Regions from separate parts of the Homo sapiens genome. Here regions 2 and 3 are each linked to region 1. A link is an interaction called in ENCODE POLR2A ChIA-PET data of the cell type or tissue named here. Cell type or tissue: MCF 10A. All regions are shown on one strand. Links, peaks and the distances in the headings refer to the core of each region. The heading gives the core; the rest is flanking DNA. Region 1 has its middle 29 kb from the start of PLA2R1. Region 2 overlaps PLA2R1 (phospholipase A2 receptor 1). Region 3 overlaps PLA2R1 (phospholipase A2 receptor 1).

Evidence for each region. Peaks named below come from ENCODE experiments on the same cell type or tissue, not always from the same donor. Only the 100,000 strongest peaks of a DNase experiment are listed, where the experiment ranks them.
Region 2: POLR2A ChIA-PET joins it to region 1 with 5 read pairs; 3 of 35 experiments call an interaction of 5 or more read pairs at or near these places.
Region 3: POLR2A ChIA-PET joins it to region 1 with 6 read pairs; 1 of 35 experiments calls an interaction of 5 or more read pairs at or near these places.

The regions. Positions count from the first base shown.
Region 1 is chr2:160,088,839-160,095,122 of GRCh38, reverse strand. No RefSeq gene overlaps it. Among named protein-coding and RNA genes, the nearest start is that of PLA2R1, 29 kb to the right of the region's middle. In MCF 10A, for the core only: no CTCF peak of the experiment used is centred there; a DNase peak (open chromatin) is centred at 3,552.
Region 2 is chr2:159,979,182-159,985,465 of GRCh38, reverse strand. It overlaps PLA2R1 (phospholipase A2 receptor 1), which reads left to right. Exons shown (of 30, transcript NM_007366.5): 13 at 1,393-1,538; 14 at 5,552-5,636. Among named protein-coding and RNA genes, the nearest start is that of LY75-CD302, 78 kb to the right of the region's middle. In MCF 10A, for the core only: no CTCF peak of the experiment used is centred there; a DNase peak (open chromatin) is centred at 3,095.
Region 3 is chr2:160,037,345-160,043,628 of GRCh38, reverse strand. It overlaps PLA2R1 (phospholipase A2 receptor 1), which reads left to right. Exons shown (of 30, transcript NM_007366.5): 3 at 1,431-1,604. The region is part of intron 1 of LOC105373717 (a long non-coding RNA gene); the gene reads right to left. Among named protein-coding and RNA genes, the nearest start is that of PLA2R1, 22 kb to the left of the region's middle. In MCF 10A, for the core only: no CTCF peak of the experiment used is centred there; a DNase peak (open chromatin) is centred at 3,898.

The DNA.
Region 1 (6,284 bases), core at 628-5,627:
AATCTAAAATCAGATTATTGGTTTTTTTCCCATTGAGTTGTTTGAGCTCCTTATATAATCAGGTTATGAATCCCTTGTCAGATGGAGAGTTTGCATTTTCTTCCATATTGTAGCTTGTCTCTTCACTTTGTTGATTGTTTCCTTTGTTGTGCAGAAGCTTTTTTTTTTTTTTTTTTTTGACAGAGAGTCTTGCTCTGTAGCCCAGGCTGGAGTGCAGTGGCACAAACTCGGCTCACTGCAACCTCTGCCTCCCAGGTTCAAACAATTCTCCTGCCTCAGCCTCCTAAGTAGCTGTGATTACAGGGGCATGCTACCATGCCCGGTTAATTTTTGTATTTTAGTAGAGACGGGGTTTCACCATGTTGGCCAGGTTGGTCTTAAACTCCTGACCTCAGGTGATCTGCCCACCTCGGCCTCCCAAAGTACTGGGATTACAGGCGTGAGCCACTGTGCCTTTTAACTTGATGTGCTCCCCATTTGTCCATTTTTGCTTTAGGTGCCCATGTTTGTGGAGTATTATTCAAGAAATCTTTCCCCACTCAAATGTCTTGGAGAGTTTCCCCAACGTTTTCTTGTGGTATTTTCATAGTCTGAGGTCTTAGATGTAAGTCTTTAAATCCATTTTGACTTGATTTTTGTACATGGCAAGAGATAGGGGTCTAGTTTCATTCTTCTGCATTTGGATGTCCAATTTTCCCAGCACCATTTATTTTTGAAGAGAATGTTCTTTTGTCGACAATGTTCTTGGCAGCTTTGTTGAAAATGATTTCACTGTAGATGTATGGATTTGTTTCTGGGTTCATGTATCAGTTCTTTCTCACATTTCTGTAAAGAAATACCTGAGACTGGGTAATTTATAAAGAAAAGAAGTTAAATTGCCTCACAGTTACGCAGCCTGTACAGGAAGCATGGGCACCTCTGCTTCTGGGGAGGCCTGAGGGAGCTCTTAACTCATGGCAGAAAGCAAAGCAGACATCTTACATGGCAGGGGAGGGGGAGGTGTCACACACTTTTAAAACAACCAGCTGTCATGATTACTCACTCATTCACTATCATGAGAACAGCATGGAGGGGATGGTGCGAAACCATTCATAAGAACTCTGCCCCCATGAGCCAATCACCTGCCATCAGGCTTCACCTCCAACACTGAGGATTACAGTTTGATGTGAGATTTGGGAGGGGGCACAAATCCAAATCATATCAGTTCTTTATTCTCTTCCATTGGTTTATGTATCTATTTTTATGCCAGTAGCATGCTGTTTTGGTTACTATAGCTCTGTAGTATAATTTGAACCAGATAATGTGATTTCTCCAGTTTCGTTCATTTTACTCAGGATAGCTTTGGCTATTCTGGGTCTTTTGTGATTCCATATAAATATAAAACTGTTTTCTTTTTCCATTTCTGTGAAGAATGTCAATGGTATTTTGACAGGGATTGCATTGAATCTGTAGATTGTTTGGGGTAGTATGAACATTTTAACAATATTGAGTCTTCCAATCCATGAATATGGAATATCTTTCCATTTTGTTGTTTCCTCTTCAATTTCTTGTGTCAATGTTTTATAGTTTTCATTGCAGAGTTCTTTCACTTCTTTGGTTAATTCCTTGGTAGTTAATTTTATTTGTAGCTATTGCAAATGGGATTTTTTTAAATTTCTTTTTCAGATTGCTTGCTGTTGGCATATAGAAATGCTACTGATTTTTGTATGCTGACTTTGTATGCTGACACTTTACTGAATGTATCAGTTCTAATAGGTTTTTGCACTCCTTATGAGAATCTAATGCCTGATGATCTGTCACTGTCTCCCATCACTGCCAGATGGGACCATCTAGTTGCAGGAAAACAAGCTCTGGTATCCCACTGATTCTACAGTATGGTGAGCTGTATAATTATATATTACAATGTAATAATAGTAGAAATAAAGTGCGCAATAGATGTAATGTGCTTGAATCATCCTGAAACCATCCCCTTGGCCAGTCTGTGGAAAAACTGTCTTCCATGAAACTGGTCCCTGGTGCCAAAAATGTTGAGGACCTCAGAGTTAGATAACTCAGAACAAGGGTCATATTGCAAGAGGAGAATGCTGGTTCTGGGTAAATATGGTGGCAGTTCCTTAAACTAGACCTTAAAAGAACTATATATAAACTAAAATCTGACCTACTGAACTTTTGGGGCCCAAGCAATACTAATGTGGGGCCCTTTTGAGACAAGTAGAGTACAGAAGAGGAGACCTGCTTCCAAATCTAAAAATAAGATAGGTCTGTCAGCTCAGAAGGCAGAGCATCATGCTGTCGACTGGAGGTGAGTGGCTTCAGTGGAGCAGGGACCTGCTAATGCTGCAGACTGAGCAGAAGCCTAGAGACAGGCAAGCACAGGGAACACAGTGGGCCACTGGAACCTTGAGGGGGCCTAGAGGCAGGTGCTCAGCACATGCAATGGAAGGTGGGGCAGCGTTCTGGGCCTGGGCATGGAGCTGTGGAGGCTGCTAAGGAAGTAGCTGCCTAAAGGAGCACTGGCAAGCTGCCATGAGGGCTTGTGAGGTGCCCCCTGAGTATCCCCAGATACTAGAGGTGAGTGTGAGCACTGGAAGGGGCCCCTCAAATCTTCCAGGGACTGCGGTAAGTAACACAGGCCACAAAATTCAGGTCTGAATGTTAAAAAGACTGTTAATTCCGACTAGGCACTGACACTTGGAAAGGTTTGGGACTCAAAGACAGAAATAAGCCAGGTGCGGTGGCTCACGCCTGTAATCCCAGCACTTTGGGAGGCTGAGATGGGAGGATCACAAGGTCAGGAGATCGAGACCATCCTGGCTAACACGGTGAAACCCCATCTCTACTAAAAATACAAAAAATTAGCCGGGCGTGTTGGCAGGCACCTGTAGTCCCAGCTTCTCGGGAGGCTGAGGCAGGAGAATGGCATGAACCCAGGAGGCAGAGCTTGCAGTGAGCTGAGATCGCACCACTACACTCCAGCCTGGGGGATACAGGGAGACTCTGTCTCAAAAAAAAAAAAAAAGGGCAGAAATATTTGATATGAAGGTAGCCAAAGGAAAACCAATTTAAAGTAACACTTCTCAAATTAATATTTGTAGACCCTTAGAGGTCATTGCTCATTTCTAAGAGTAAGCTTATTCAGTCCTTTCCCTAGCCAGTCCTCCCAGAGGGACAGTCCACCAAACAAATCTCAGGTTTTTCTGGGAAGTAGGATGGCAGTGGGAAAATAAGGAGGAAGGAGTGGAGGAATGATGTAGGTCGTGAGGACCTACAGCCAAAAATAAGAGTACTGATGGAAATAACAAAGCCACAACTATTATGATAAATAACAAGCACAAATGACAGATTCCAGATTTCATTTTTTAAGAAACTCAAACAAGCTAGGACCAGTTCAGATTTGGGTTTAGCCTTTCTGAAAATAACTGCTCTTACTAACAAACAGGAATTTACCTGACTAGAATGCACAAGTCAAAACAGAAATTTACTAAAAAGAGATGCATAGATTTTCTCTAGCTCATACAGATGAGTCACACAACCTCTCTGGGAATATAATTAAGGACAAAGGAGCAGGGAAAATTCCAGAAGGCAGAGTATTTCATCACACTGAGGGAGTGGAATGTTTTAGAAAGTACTGCTATGCCACCTGTGATTTAGTTTAAGCCTTTATCCAGCCCATAAAGTAGAAGTGTACCACCCTGATTTGGAAATTAAAGTACTTTGAAAGCAAAATCACTCAGAGAGTGAAGTCAGCTCAAATGGAGGTCACTAACCATTTTTAGAAACAACCCAAGAGACCATCTTTGAATAAGAGATTTAGGGAGATTTGGAAACCCACAAATAGAATTAAGGCAACAAGAATGGGGTTGAGATGTGATTTCCACAAGAAAGCTCCAAGACAAATGATGATATTTTCTACTGTACGGTCTGAAGAAAGACAGTGTCAGTGGAAAGCAAAGGCCTTCATGGAGCTTAGAAAAGGAAAGGTAAAAGTAGGCCTGGACTAAATGGAGTTTATTCCAGAAATGTAGGGTTTGTTTAACATACAAAATCAGTAAGATAACTTGCCATATTAACAAACTGAAAAGAAAAATCATATGATCATCTCATAGGTGCAGAAGCATTATTTGACAAAATCCAACATCCATTCCTGATAAAACTTCTCATCAAACTAGGAACAGAAAGGACCCTCCTTAAGCTGATAAAGGACAGCTACAAAACTTTAGAGTTAACCTACTAACTATCCTAGCTACTACTGGAGGTTCTAGCTGGTACAATCAGGCAATAAATAAAATAGATTAGAAAGAAAGACATGAAGCTGTCTTTATTCATAGATGACACGGTCATATATGCAGAAACTCCAACAGAATCTACAAAACTACTATAACTAATAAATGAGGATAGCAAGATTTCAGGATAGAAGATTAATCTACAAAATCAATTGTATTTCTATATATTCACAGCAAGCAATTGGAAAATTTAAAAAAGAATGCTACTTATAAGAGCATCAAAAATATGAAATATTTTGGAATAAAAATGACAAAAATATAAAAGATCTATAAATTATAAACTACTAAACATTGCTGAGAAAAGTTGGAGACTAAATAAATGGATAGATACTTCTTGTTCATTGAGTCAAAAGACTCAATATTGTTAAGATGTCAATTTTCCCCAAATTGATCTTTAATTCCATGCAATCCCAATCAAAATCCCAGTAACACTTTTGTAGAAATCGGCAAACTGGTTGTGAAGCTCAAATCAGAATCCAAAGGATCTTCAACAGCCAAAACAATTTTGAAAAAGAAGAACAAAATTAGAAGGCTAACATTACCTGACTTTAAGACTTATGATAACACTACCATAATCAAAACAATGTGGTACTGATGTAAAGATAAATAATTTAGTGGAACAGAAAAGAGAGCCCAGAAATAGACATATATGGATAACTCATTTTTCATCAAGGTGCAAAGCAATTTAATGGAAAAACTGATACAGGAGCTAGAAAGAAATTGTTTAGGCAGATAGTAAGGGCAAGAGTCCTCAGCAGAATTTCCCTTTTAACAAAAAAAGTAGCCACAAATCATTCCTTTTCTAGCAAAGAGTAGCTTGAAAAAGCTACTCTTTTGAGTACAGACATAGATAAGCAAGCTGGAAGCTTGCACAGGTGAATGCCAGCAGCTGTGCCAATGGAAAAGGGTATGTTCAACATGGAGGCTTTTCTAGCAAAGAGTAGCTTGAAAAAGCTACTCTTTTGAGTACAGACATAGATAAGCAAGCTGGAAGCTTGCACAGGTGAATGCCAGCAGCTGTGCCAATGGAAAAGGGTATGTTCAACATGGAGGCTTTTCTAGCAAAGAGTAGCTTGAAAAAAGCTACTCTTTTGAGTACAGACATAGATAAGCAAGCTGGAAGCTTGCACAGGTGAATGCCGGCAGCTGTGCCAATGGAAAAGGGTATGTTCAACATGGAGGCTCCATCTTCCCTTTTCTTTGTCACCATGTGTACAGTAAAGAGGCAGGCAACATGGTGCCAACCCAGCAAAGAACTCATCTGCATAAGAAAAAGTTAGGATGGGGACAGCCAGATTTTCACATGCTATGCAAATGGCACACCTGCTCCGACTAATCTTTCATGTTCTATGTAAATCAGACACCACCTCCTCAAGCTCATCTATAAAACCCCTTGCATTTTGCCGTGGACCAGAAAATGTGCTCTGGACCCGTCTCTCTGCAGGAGAGAGCTTTTCTCTTTCTTTTACCGATTAAACTTCTGCTCTCTTCCTCACTCTTTGTGTGTCTGTGTCCTAGTTTTCCATGGCCATAAGACAACGAATCTCAGGTATTTACCCCAGACAATGGCACTGCTTCATTTTGGGGGCCCATCCAGGATCCAAGGTAGATTCATCAGAAGGGTGAGTATAGCAGCAGACCCCAACCCTTTGTTTTCATTTTGAGGCCTCCATCCTCCATTTTAAAATCAAACCAAACACTGCGCCCCCTTCAGTCATTTAAAAACAGTTAGTGTGGCTGCAAGCCTAACAAGACTTGGGGAACAGGCTTGCCAGGAGAACTTAGCAAATCCCTCTGCCCTCAGGGTGCTGGGAATGTTGGCTTTGTTTTGAACCAGTTTCTTTTCACAGAAAGCCTAGCTGTCACATGAGGCTGGAAGAGGTTCAGAGGTAACTGAGGGTTCCTGGCCAGGGCCACACCCTGGTGTTATCTGAAGCCTTCTGGACTAACCCCAGCCTCTGACAGCCTGATGGGAATTGGAAACAGGATCTCCAAGCTTTT
Region 2 (6,284 bases), core at 742-5,741, 110 kb after region 1:
GAAATATGATTTTTAAAAATGTTTGGTGGTTTTGTCTTGGTTTATTTTACAAATAGGGGTTCACTAAATCTTGGGGAAAAGTTCCCCAGCATCTCTGCACAGGCAGAGCAGAATGAAGACAGACTCTATCTCTGGAACTGTTGTAGCTCGTAGATGGCATGAAGCAGCTGTGAATGTGCTCGATTTAAATTGTACACATGTATAATCCTACATTACATTCATAGAATAATAGGCCCAAAAGTGGCCTCGCCCATTAATAAGTTAAACCTTAGAGATGAGTAAACTGGGGCCTGTGAAATGTAGTGATTTGCCCAAGATCACGATTATTTATTGACAGAGTTGGAATAAATGCCTGGTTTAGGACTTCTGGTCTGGTGCCTTTTCTACTATATATCACCCTGATATGTCAACAAATGCATGGTGTGTGTGATAGGCATGGTGGTAGGATTTATGAGCTTATAGTGATTCGGGAAGAGGTTCCCAGAGGAGGCAAGTTTTGACATATAATTTAAAAGATGGAAAGGTTGTGCTGTGGTCCACAGGACTTGGAAAGCTATTCATTCTGGTCTCAGCAAGTAAGAGCCTGGTGAGGGCTGGCCACAGGGTGTACCTGTCTGGCATCAGAGGCTCAGGCTTAGTGCCAGGCAGTTAAAAATAAGAAGGGTAAGAGGACTGGGATTGCAAGCTCTGGGTCTTCAGTCCCTTTCCCCAATCTTAAATAAAGCCAACAGAAGACCTTCCATTCATCTGGCTTCTTCCTGCCACCATGAAGACAGCTGAGAAGCAGCAGAGATTTTAGGCACAGCTGAACCACTGCACTGCCAGTTCAACTAAGATCCAAAGACTCTAGAAATAGAGCTACCCTAGGTCCCAGGTCTAATTTCTCATTTCTTGCCCTGGGTCAGCCAGAGTAATGATCAATCTGCTAATTCTAATCTGTCAGAAGGCAATCTGGTGGGATGGAAGTTTATGGACTCTGGAAGCAAGGTATTGTAGGTCTAATTCTAGCTCTGCCAGTTTATAGCTGTGTGACCTAAAATTCTTAACCTCTCTTGGCCTGACTTTATTTATCTCTTGACAAATATTTACTGAGGGACAAGTACATGCCAGTCACAGAAGATTTAGGGTGAAAAAAAATTCCTCAAAAAGCTCATTTATAAAACTGAGTTTATTATATTCTCCTCAGAAATTTGTTATGAGGATAAAAGGAACTAATAGTTTTATGATGACTAGGCACATTCTAATTCAGTAAATATTACTTCCTCCCACTAGATCAAGCTCTTTATAAATAATAATGATGATTATGTTAATATTACTGTTACTTTCTTGAACAGAGTTTAACAACCTGACTTTATCTATAACAATGTTAATTTATTTTCTTTTACTATACAGGTATTTCATAGTGAAAAAGTTCTGATGAAAAGAACATGGAGAGAAGCTGAAGCATTTTGCGAAGAATTTGGAGCTCATCTTGCAAGCTTTGCCCATATTGAGGAAGAGAATTTTGTGAATGAGCTCTTACATTCAAAATTTAATTGGTAAATACTTGTTAATTATGAAAAATTACAGTCAAATATTCTATCTCCCAGTAATGGCTTCTGAGGGGTGAGTATCCCAAGTAGTTGTTTAAAATTCCCATATTTGTATTATGCCCAAAGCCAAGAAAAATAAATATACATATAGTTTTATGTTTATCTTGTACCAGGTTCTCATTTCATAAAACAAAGAACAAAGTGACAATTGTTTAGATATTTGAAATCTTTTCTTTGTGCCTCAAGTCAGAACTGTAGAGCTTTCCTGCCAAACTCAGGAATTATCTACCCCAATGGTTTTCAAAGTGTTGTGGAAGGATCCCAAGAATCCTGGAACCCCAGGAGTATGAGAGGGCCACGTAGGCAGAGCTCCTAGTTCCTTCCACGCCTCACCAGAGCGGCTCTGACCAGCTCCACCGCTAATTATTTTGTATATAATTGGAGCCTATGTAAGATTTTGTTTGGAAAAAAAAAAAAAAAGAGTCCCAGTAATTTTTTTTTTAATTCCAACCCAACCTCCTAAGTTTTCATTTGAGGAAACAAGCTTTCCCTTATCTGTATCCATCTTGCAAGTTTACAGAACCTTGAATTCAGTGGAGTTAGAAACTCAAGCTTAAATTGTAAGAACTCTAAACCGTCTTGTGCTACCTCCCACCACATACCGTGGTCATCTGCTGTCTGCATAATTCCTTCCAGTTTCAGAATGCTTCTTATTTGGGAGAAAGCCCATTCCATTGCAGAAGCCTGGTTTCAAAGAGTAGTTTTCTAATAAGCCAGAAATCTGCCTCCCCTCAGTTTGAGCTAGAGCAAATACAGATCAAATCTACTCTATTTTCAAATATTTGAAGACAGTCATCTTGTCTCCTTCCTGTGAGCCCCCCACCCCCGAGTTTGGCCTCTCACTTTGGAATGTTCTTGTCAGTCAGCCTGCATTGTGAGAGTATCTTCTGTGGAAGGGGCACAGTTACATGCATAGCTGGTTGGATAATTCAATAGACATGACAAACAAGATCCTGCCTCTGAGGATGTTGTGATCATCACACCTCCATGACTCTGTATATTTATTTAATGAAAACAACCATAATAATAGGTACTCTGCTTCAGGCTCTGGAAATCTAGAGTCTCAATGAAACACTGGCCTGAATCCCAGAGAAAAATCCTGTACTATTTTTTCAGGAAAATTCTGGCCTTTCCCACAAGTTTCCTTGTAGGACATTCCCATAAAAAGATTAACATGCAACATCTATCAGATTATTCATCTTCCACATCTACAGCAATGACCTTAAAGCTGGGAGTTTTTGACATCTCTCCATGTGAGTCTTGTGCAGCATTCTGCAGGGGAGGAAGGAGATTTTATGGTCAAATATGTTTGCAAAACAATGTACAATCTTGGAGATTTGCCATGTACATTAGCATCGTAAAGGGTTCTAGAAGGAAGCACTTTCTTTGACCACAATTCCCTTTTTTAAGAACACTTATTGACATCCCACAGAACTGCTAGTCCCTACGGGAAATGCTGACATGAGGCCATGACTCAGGAACCTGGCTGCTCATCACACTTGGTCGGGACACCTTTTAATACAGAGCTTTCTGGCCTCACACCAGAGCTGCTGAGTCAGACTCTCTGAGTCTGAAGAAAAGTTTAAGAAGCTTTCTGGCTAATTGGATTATCAGCCAGGTGTGAGGCCGCAAATCCAAGGGATAGGTGATAGTCTCCATTGTTCAAAGTTACATTTTGCTTCATTACTTTAGCTTCCTTTAAAACATATTTGCATATTCTGTCCTTGCATTTTAGTGAGGTTTGCCATATGACAACCACACACACACTGCTTCCCAGTTTGCTTTAAGATCAAATGTCACTGTCATTTCTGTTTATGTAAGTTCTCATGCTTGAAATGTCTAGCAGAATTTAGTCCCAAGCTAAATCATGGATCTTCAATATCTGATCACAAAAGTCATATAATATGAGCCAGGCACAGTGGGTCACAGCACTTTGGGACACCAAGGTGGGAGGAACACTTAAGGCCAGGAATTCAAGATCAGCCTAGGCAGCATAGTGAGACTCAGTTTCTACAAAAAAATTTTTCAAAATTAGCTGGGTGTGGTGGCCACACCTGTAGTCCCAGCAAAACCTAGTTCAAAGTTACAGTGAGGTATGATTGTGCCACTGCACTCCAGCCTGGGCAACAGAGCGAGAACCGTCTTTAAATAAAATATTTAAAAATTCTTGACTGGGTGCAGTGACCCACACCTGTAATCCCAGCACTTTGAGAGGCCAAGGCAGATTGCTTGAGCCCAGGAGTTAGAGAACAGCCTGGGCAACATGGTGAAACCCCATCTCTACCAAAAAGTACAAAAAAATTAGCCAGGTGTAGTGGCACACATCTGTAGTCCCAGCTACTCAGGAGACTGAGGTGGGAGTATCAATTGAGCCTGGGAAGAGGAGGTTGCAGTGAGCCAAGATTGTGTGCTACTATACTCCAACCTGGGCGACAGTGTGACCCTGTCTCAAAAAAAAAATTATCAATAACTGTGTATGTTTCAGTTTATTCCCAGACTACCAGAGAATTCAGTCAAATCTGATGCTTAATTATAGCAAACATACCAGATCTCATAGTTAGCAGGTATAACAGGTATGCTGCTTTTCCTTCCTATGGCACTGCTTTTCTATTTCTATTTTATTAATCAGACACACACACACACACACACACACACACGTATGCACATACATGTGTGTTTATTAAATATTGTACAATTTCAGGAAACTGATGAAGAGAAAGTAAATACCATTTCATCTTCCAGGAGCCAGTATATAGCAGGAAAGACATAGAACTCTGAATTCAGTGAGGAAAGAAAAAGGTCACAACACCAGGAGAGTGACATGGATTTTCAGCCTATGCCATCGAGATTAATGTGCTTGGCTTAAACTGAAGGTGGCCATTCTCACCTTCTCCCAGCCTTAAATGAAAGTTAGTATCATCATGACAATGTCCAACCGGGCATCAGTGATCTCTTGGATTTCTAAGCTGAATTTGAATTTAATTTGTGTCATCCAGGCAGAGTAGCTGACATATCCGAGAAGGAATTCCTTGCTTCTCTGCACAAAGGAAAATAAAGTATCTGTCCTGACATCTGAATATTTTAAATCTTTGATTCTTCAAAATTATTCTCAGAAAATTATCTTAGTGAGATGGTTCATTGCACAGGTAGGCTTTATTACTCGATTTATTGAGTATTCTGTGGACACATTTGTACTCTGCCTCATAGAAGGGAAGGTGATTCTCTGTGGAGCTTCTCACCAAGTATAAACCAATGGTGACAACTGAAGTTAATGAACCATGGCTCAGGGTGACTGGCTTTAGAATTATTTGTGTTGATATCTGAAAAAAACCCAAAACCTACTGTGTACCTTTTATTCAGTGAAGATGATGGTGGTTGACTTTCAGAGAATACATGAATGTTTAACAAAAGAACAACAAATCAAAGCATAGTAAAGTAGAATAAATAGTATAGTGAAGTAGCAAACACACAGTAAAGTAGTGAAAGGTCCTCTTGGCTAGAGATGTTCCAAAGTTTCTTACCAATTTTCTTTTCATGTGTTCTTGTCCTGACTGAAAGGCTTTGCTATTCCTGATGAGAAACTCATGTTCTCAATAAAAGCTGACTTTTACCCACCTGTATATCACCTGTGAGCAAACCACACAAACCAAGAGTAATAGAATGTGAGGCTTATTCTTCTCTCAGTTCATGTCACAGCACAGGGTTTTGCACATTTAAAATGTTCAATGCTTGTTGACTTGATCAATCCTGCCAGTAGCATCAGCTGTTTCCTGCATACATAAATATTTTAAAATATTTTTTCTTTTATTATTATTATACTTTAAGTTTTAGGGTACATGTGCACAATATGCAGGTTAGTTACATGTGTATACATGTGCCATGCTGGTATTTTTTGAACCTTTCACATAATGCTGTAAATTTGATGGGAAAGGCAAAGCTTTTGTTTCTTCTCTTTACAGGACAGAAGAAAGGCAGTTCTGGATTGGATTTAATAAAAGAAACCCACTGAATGCCGGCTCATGGGAGTGGTCTGATAGAACTCCTGTAAGTCTTTTCAAACTGGAGAAAAGGGATGGATTCAAAACAAGTGGGCCTGGGACCACTTGGTAAACCAACCAAGAGAACCTAGAAATGATGGCCAGAGCTCCCATGACAAAACTGCACCAGACCTTAGTACCAGGAGAATTATTTGGCAAGGTCCTGAGAAATCTTTGCTAGCCATATTGTTCTGAGGCCATTGTACAATTTCAGCCTGAAAAAGTATCAAAAACCTCCAAAAAGTCCCCCCAAACCATCTCCCATATGAAGTCTCTCTGGCAGAGAAGCAGCTATTCTTTAAAATAACACAAGACTCCCTTTACCCTATACCTCCCTATCCTGCATATCACCTGATTATCTGAGTATGGGAACCTTGTCCATGTCATAATGAAATGAAGATTATTTTGGAGAATGATTTTTCATTTATCTCACTCTGAAAGGACAGTAATGCAAGTTTTAGAAATATCACCTTCTAGAGCAAGTTATTCCAGAAGGAAAAAAAAAGTCTTGGTTTTCATTCATTCCCATACTTGCAAACCTCTATGAAGGACACAGAGAACTCACTATTGTATTTTTTTCCAGTTGCAATGGGTAATTCTCACATTTTTCTCAAAATGACAGGGAAAAAACTGAAGTAGTATCCTAGATTGAAGT
Region 3 (6,284 bases), core at 893-5,892, 52 kb after region 1:
AAGGAAGGGGACTGAAAGAAAAGGGCATGTCCTGAAATACCTACGGTTCCTAAATAGCCCTAACTGCTAAGGCTGGTGACTGGTGACATGTCATGAGCTCAGGTCAGCCCCTGCCAATTGTGGGAAAGAGGTGGGGCTCTCCACTGCTGGTCCTTTTGCCCCAGGACATACCATTGGCAGCCCCAGTTGAGTCATGAAAAGTTTTTGTTGATTCCTGATTAAGGCCAAGAATGGCCGAGTATTGCAATACCCTGAGAAGGCAGCCAGCAGGCCACGTCTGCATGGTCGACTTGCTCTAGACCACTGAGAAGCCACCCAGCCAGCTGTCTCGCTTCACCCTCTCCCTATGTCAGCTGTTTGCCCCTTTGCAAACAGGGCATCAGTGGTTCTTTAAAAATGTAAATCTGATCCTGTCACTTTCCCATTCAAAACCCGCAAGAGACTTGCCCCCACCCTCAGGGTAGAGGCCAAAGCCCGCAGTATGGCGGGGAGACAGCTCTATGTGCACTGACACTCTAGTACGTCCCTGGCTCCCTACCCAGAGGGCCTCCTTCCTCTTCTTCATTCACCCCCTCACTTGTTCTTGTCTCAGGTTCTTTTTACTTGCTGTTCCTTCTGCTGGATCACCTCTTTTCTAAAGACCTGCACTCTCAGGTCACCCAGTTCCTATTCAGAGAGGTCTTTCACTGCCCATCCTGTCCAAAGTAGTGCCCTGTGCCCCTCCACCCCATCTCTCCCTCTCTCTCACTTTCTCTCTCTCTCTCTCTCTCCCTCTGTCTCACACATACACACACACACACACACACACACACACACACACACACACACGCACACACACACCCCACTCTGTCTTCTCATCCTATTTATTTTTCATCATGGCACCGCTACCTGCAATGATACTGTATGTTTACTTGTATATTTGCTTTCTCTTTCTCTCTCCTTGATAGAAGTTCCACATAAAGGAACTTTTGCTGGTTTGTTCACTGTTGTATCCCCAGTACTGAGTACATTAAATGTTCAATAAATATTTATTGAATGAATAAATTAATAAATGCCTATGAATCTATTGAGCTTTAGATGCTAATGGCTGATGTGTTTGGCGACTGGAAGGTATTATGAAGTTAAATCTCCATTAAAGTTTCTTTCTCATCCATCCACAAATATGAATGTTACTGTGACAGCTCACCATAGTAAGTAAACAAGTAGATAAATGCATAAGCAAACCATGTATCAGCACTTCCTCTGAGCCCAGCACTCAGTCTCACACCTCTACTGACAGGAGACAGTGAGGACCTGAGGGCTCACTCTGCTGTAGTGAGTATCTGCCCCAAGAGGGTTTCAGTCCATAAAAAATGCTTTCGATATATAGCAGTTTCCAAAGATAAAGCTGACATCATACTTATCTGACTTTGTACATTTCTTTCTCCTAGATTTGCATACAATCAAAGGGAACACCCACGGGATGCCGTGTATGTTTCCCTTCCAGTATAACCATCAGTGGCATCATGAATGTACCCGTGAAGGTCGGGAAGATGACTTACTGTGGTGTGCCACGACAAGCCGTTATGAAAGAGATGAAAAGTGGGGATTTTGCCCTGATCCCAGTAAGAATAAATTTTGTCTTCTCTATATGTCATGAATGAATCAAAGATGATTAGAAAGTTATCTGTATCTAAACAAAAGCACTGGGATTGATATATTGAAGTCTGAATAAGAACCCTGATGCTATTAACACAGATTTTGATTTGGGGTTTGTTTTTGCCTTGAAAAGACAATTCTAATATATATTCTTTTTGCCGTACATTCAAGAGATGTTAATTAGCCATTCTTCATTAAGCTCAGTGCATAATGATGTTTTAACCAGAATCAAATTATAAATACTCTGCGATCTCATTGATCCCAGCTTCTTGGCTGGATACTTCAAAACAAACCTGATTGCATATAAAGCCCAGTTAGCCTTTCAATCCACTATCTCTTATGAGCTGCTTTAATTTCTCCACATCCAGGCTGCTGCTTGTCTCGCCCATTGTCAAGCCCAGGCACCAGCTGGCCCCTTGATGATCTTTCTAAAATCGCAATTGCCCTCATTATTTCTTGACAGTGGATTCTCGTCTTGACTCCCTTTCCTACTATTTACCTTCTGGCTATAACCTCATTTTTTTTCTTTTCTTAACTTGATTTTCAAAGTTCAATGGCAGTGGCAATGTTCTAACTTCTTTTTTTCAGTTAGTGCCTTATTATTTCATTTTATTTTTATTTAGCTAAAAAGTTTCCAATTGTTACCAAGTATTAGAGAATGTTTATATATGCCTCCTACTTTCTATATTCAATTTCCTTTCCCTTGGTTTCTGTGAGTCAGAGTACAGCTTTTACAGTCTTCATCTCCCATGCCTGCCTCCCCTCCACATATATAAAATGCAACAAATAAATTTGAAGCAAAAGCAAGTTGAAGAGATTAACCCCAAAGAATCTGACTTATAAAGTATCTGTAGAATTGTTTTCTAATCCAAGAGCTAGTATGGCTTAGCAAATAAGAAAGAGTATAAGCTTTGAAATAATCACACAGGCCAAGATTGGAGTCCTGCTTCCTCCCAACAATGAAATTTTGGGAAGCTCTCTCCATCTATCTGAGTCTCAGTTTCCTCAGACATAAAATGTAGGTAATAGCAGTACCTATTAGGATTATTGTGCAATTCAATTAGATGAGGCATTCAAGGCACTTTTCATAATATCTGGCACACAGTAAGTACTCACAAGGGTTAACCATTGCAGCCAGAAGCAGCAGCAACAATAGCAGCAGCAGCATCAAACCCAATTTATATTTTCAGCATACACTTCTGAATCCATGATTTCTCCTCTCTGCTGTAAGTCAACAAGCACTAAGCTATGCATAGTGGTGAATGCCAAGAGTTTTAGGACTTAGGATCCTCCCTTTAAGGAACTTGGCATCTAGAGAGAAGACAGGTTTGCTGTATGCCAGAAAATGCAGGCTGTATTTGACACAATGCCCTAGAATCACCTGGGAGATAGTTTAAATGCATATCCTGGCCCATCTTCCAGAGATGCAGTGGGTGCAGTATGTAAAACTCAACCATCTGCATTTTTGAAAAGTGCCCCAGGTGACCCCGGTGCAGATAATTCATCATCAAGCAATAATATGGAGATAATTCTATGCAATATACATCTATATACAGGGATAATATCAACACATTTAACAGCCAATATGGTATGGGCTATTGGTCAATCGCAATGGAGACCTTAGTGTGGGGGTTGGGAATTCCAGAGGCTCTCTGCTGATATTAACCCCTTAGCTGCTACAATGTGGGGGTGGGGTGCAGGGAAGCCTGGGTAGTGGGGGTAATAGAGAAGCTCAGAACAGTGGCTATTCACCAACCAGAATGAAAGCATTTTATTATTTTATAACTGTCAGATCACCAGCCTTCTCTATTTGAATCTAAATGTATGCATGTAGGTGTGTATGCATGTGATCTCTACACCCCTTGACTCCTGAAACAGATGTCATATTATTTTTATTATTGTCATATTATTTGCATCATCTCTTCTTTTTCCTTTTCCATCCCCAATAGAGGTCATTATTAAAACCAAATAAATGAACCAATACTAATAAAGTTAACACGTACTTCACATGGCTCTAATACTAGGGACTTCAAAAAAAAAACTACAATATTCTTCTTAAGGTTCTGAAACCTTAAGAAGTTTCCACTGGGAAACTTCCAATGACAGTTTCCCAGTGGAAGCCTGGGTTCAGTGGTGCTCCAGGCTTTTCATTCCCCAGACCATCTATTTGTTCAGCCTTGTACAGCTCAGAAGCTTCCTCTGCTTGACAGCCTGCCAGATTCCAGCCCTCCTGCCCTTTACCACAACCAGCAGAGAGCATGTTTATTTGTTCAGTGCCAGTTTTCTTCCTTTCTTGTTACTTTTGGCTCCCGGTAGCCAATATAACTCAAAATGACGTGTCGGAGATTGAAACCTGAGCAAGCTGATAGCTCTTTCCATGGGGTCAACAAGTGGATAGGACAGAGAAGAGTGAGTGGAATAAAGTAAAGGTCTGTACTGCTGTATCTCATCCTTCTTATGTGGGAAATTTTTTTAAATATCTCAATGTAAAATGATGCTACATTTAAAAAAAAAGTTGATTGTAAATGAGCAAAATTTAAATGTAGTATTCATAAACACATATACAAATATACTAGCGGTGAAGGATGTAATAAAACATCTTCAGCAAAAAGGATGACACACAGGAATCTCTCTGGGTTTGTTTAGAGGCAATTATGGGCCATTCTGGACTCTCTTGGTTGTGTGCCTTACAGAGCTGCAGAATCACACTTAGTTAATTTGAGATATTTTTACGATACCAACCTGTGAAATGATATGATTGCCCTTGAACCTTATTTTTATATAATTCTGATCAGTTGCTCGAGTGATATAATAAAGCAGATTTAGGCTGGGCACAGTGGCTCACACCTGTAATCCCAGCACTTTGGGAGGCTGAAGCGGGCAGATCACTTGAGGTCAGGAGTTTGAGATCAGCATGGCCAACATGGTGAAATCCCATCTCTACTAAAAATACAAAATTAGCTGGGTGTGGTGGTAGGCACCTGTAATCCCAGCTACTTAGGAGGCTAAGGCAGAAGAATCGCTTGAACCCAGGAGATGGAGGTTGCAGTGAGCCAAGATCGCGCCACTGCACTACAGCCTGGTGACAGAGCAAGACTCTGTCGCCGCCCGCCTGCCCCCGCTCCCGCCCTCCACAAAAAAGACAAACAAGCAGATTGATACAACAAAGGTATGGCTGCTCTCTCCTGAGCCCTCAACATGGCTCAGCAATGCTATATGTTTCTGTCATGCAGTTCTCACACCCCACAATGACCCTGCCAACCTCTCTATTCTCCTCTAACTTCTAACCCTACCTTCCAATCTCCTTTCTGATTCTCATTATTTGACCTCAGTTCCTACCTCATAATGGCAAAAAGATCCATCAGACAGACAGTTTGGCAACTTCCTGCTCTCTCACCTTTAAGCCTACCTGCATCTGTGCCCATCTTTATTTCCTCCCTTCTATGCGCGAGGATGATGTTCCTCCTCCTACATGGGCCAAGTCTCCCCACCTGGGCTCTGGAGCGCCCCATCCAACCTTCTCCAACCTGTATCTCAGTTGTTCTCAATGTGTGGTCCCCGTTCCAGCAGCGTTGGAATTCCCTGGGAGCTTGCTAGAAACGCAAAGTAGCAGTCACACCCTAGACCATCATATCAGAAATTCTAGAAGTGCAGCCCAGCAATCTGTGTTTTAACAAACTTCTAGGTGATTCCAGTGCACACCCCTGGGTGCTTCTTTGCTGGGCCCTTTTCCTTAGCAGTTAGACCTGTGCGAGTCTTGAAATAACATCTTAAAAATACTGCAATTCTTTCATCCCTATTTCTGCCTCCTGAAAACACCTCTCTCTCTCATCCTCTAAATAGAGAGAATTCGCAAAAGAATTGTCTATACCTTCTTCAGGGCACTGTCTCCTCTTGACTTCTACAACAATGCATGCCTGACCTTGACCTCCATTTCCACAGACCATTCATCCATTTATTCATTTAACAAATATGTATTGAACACCTACTATGTGCCAGGGACTTCTCTGGCTCCTGGGGTTATAACCGTGAATGTGAAATGTGAAAGTCATAGTGCCTGCCCTGATGAAATTCACATTCAAGTATAATACCCAAATTAATACATAATTACAGTTTGTCATAAGTTCTACCTTAAGAAAATACAGTATTACAAGTGAGAAACCGAAGTTAAAATTGGGAGTCATGGAAGGTTTTCCTGAGGAAGTTGTATTTGAACTGTAGCCCAAGAGATGAGTAGAAGTTGTCAAAATGGAAAGTGGGGAAATGAGATATTCACACGGAGATGCATGATACAGACATGTGCAAAGGAAGGGGAGAGGGAGTGGTCAGCATGGGATGCAGGCAATAAAGAGGGTATATGGTTTAAATAGAACTAAAAAATAATAATAAAACCAAGTAAAAGACAGCATGCTTTTGAGTCACCAGGCACATGCTCTAACCATTCCAAACAATGTCAGTGATAAAATACGCCCACCTGTCCAGGCTGACTGCTCCTCCACCCCCAGCCCTCAGCATGTCACTGGCCAGATATCTGAAGGTTTTGAGGGGGGAAAGAGGTTATTGCCATCTAAGAAAGACAATGTGGCAAGAGTACAGTGAATGAAGAAGAGAGAAACAAGACACTCTGAAAGGGCAGACAGAGTCCA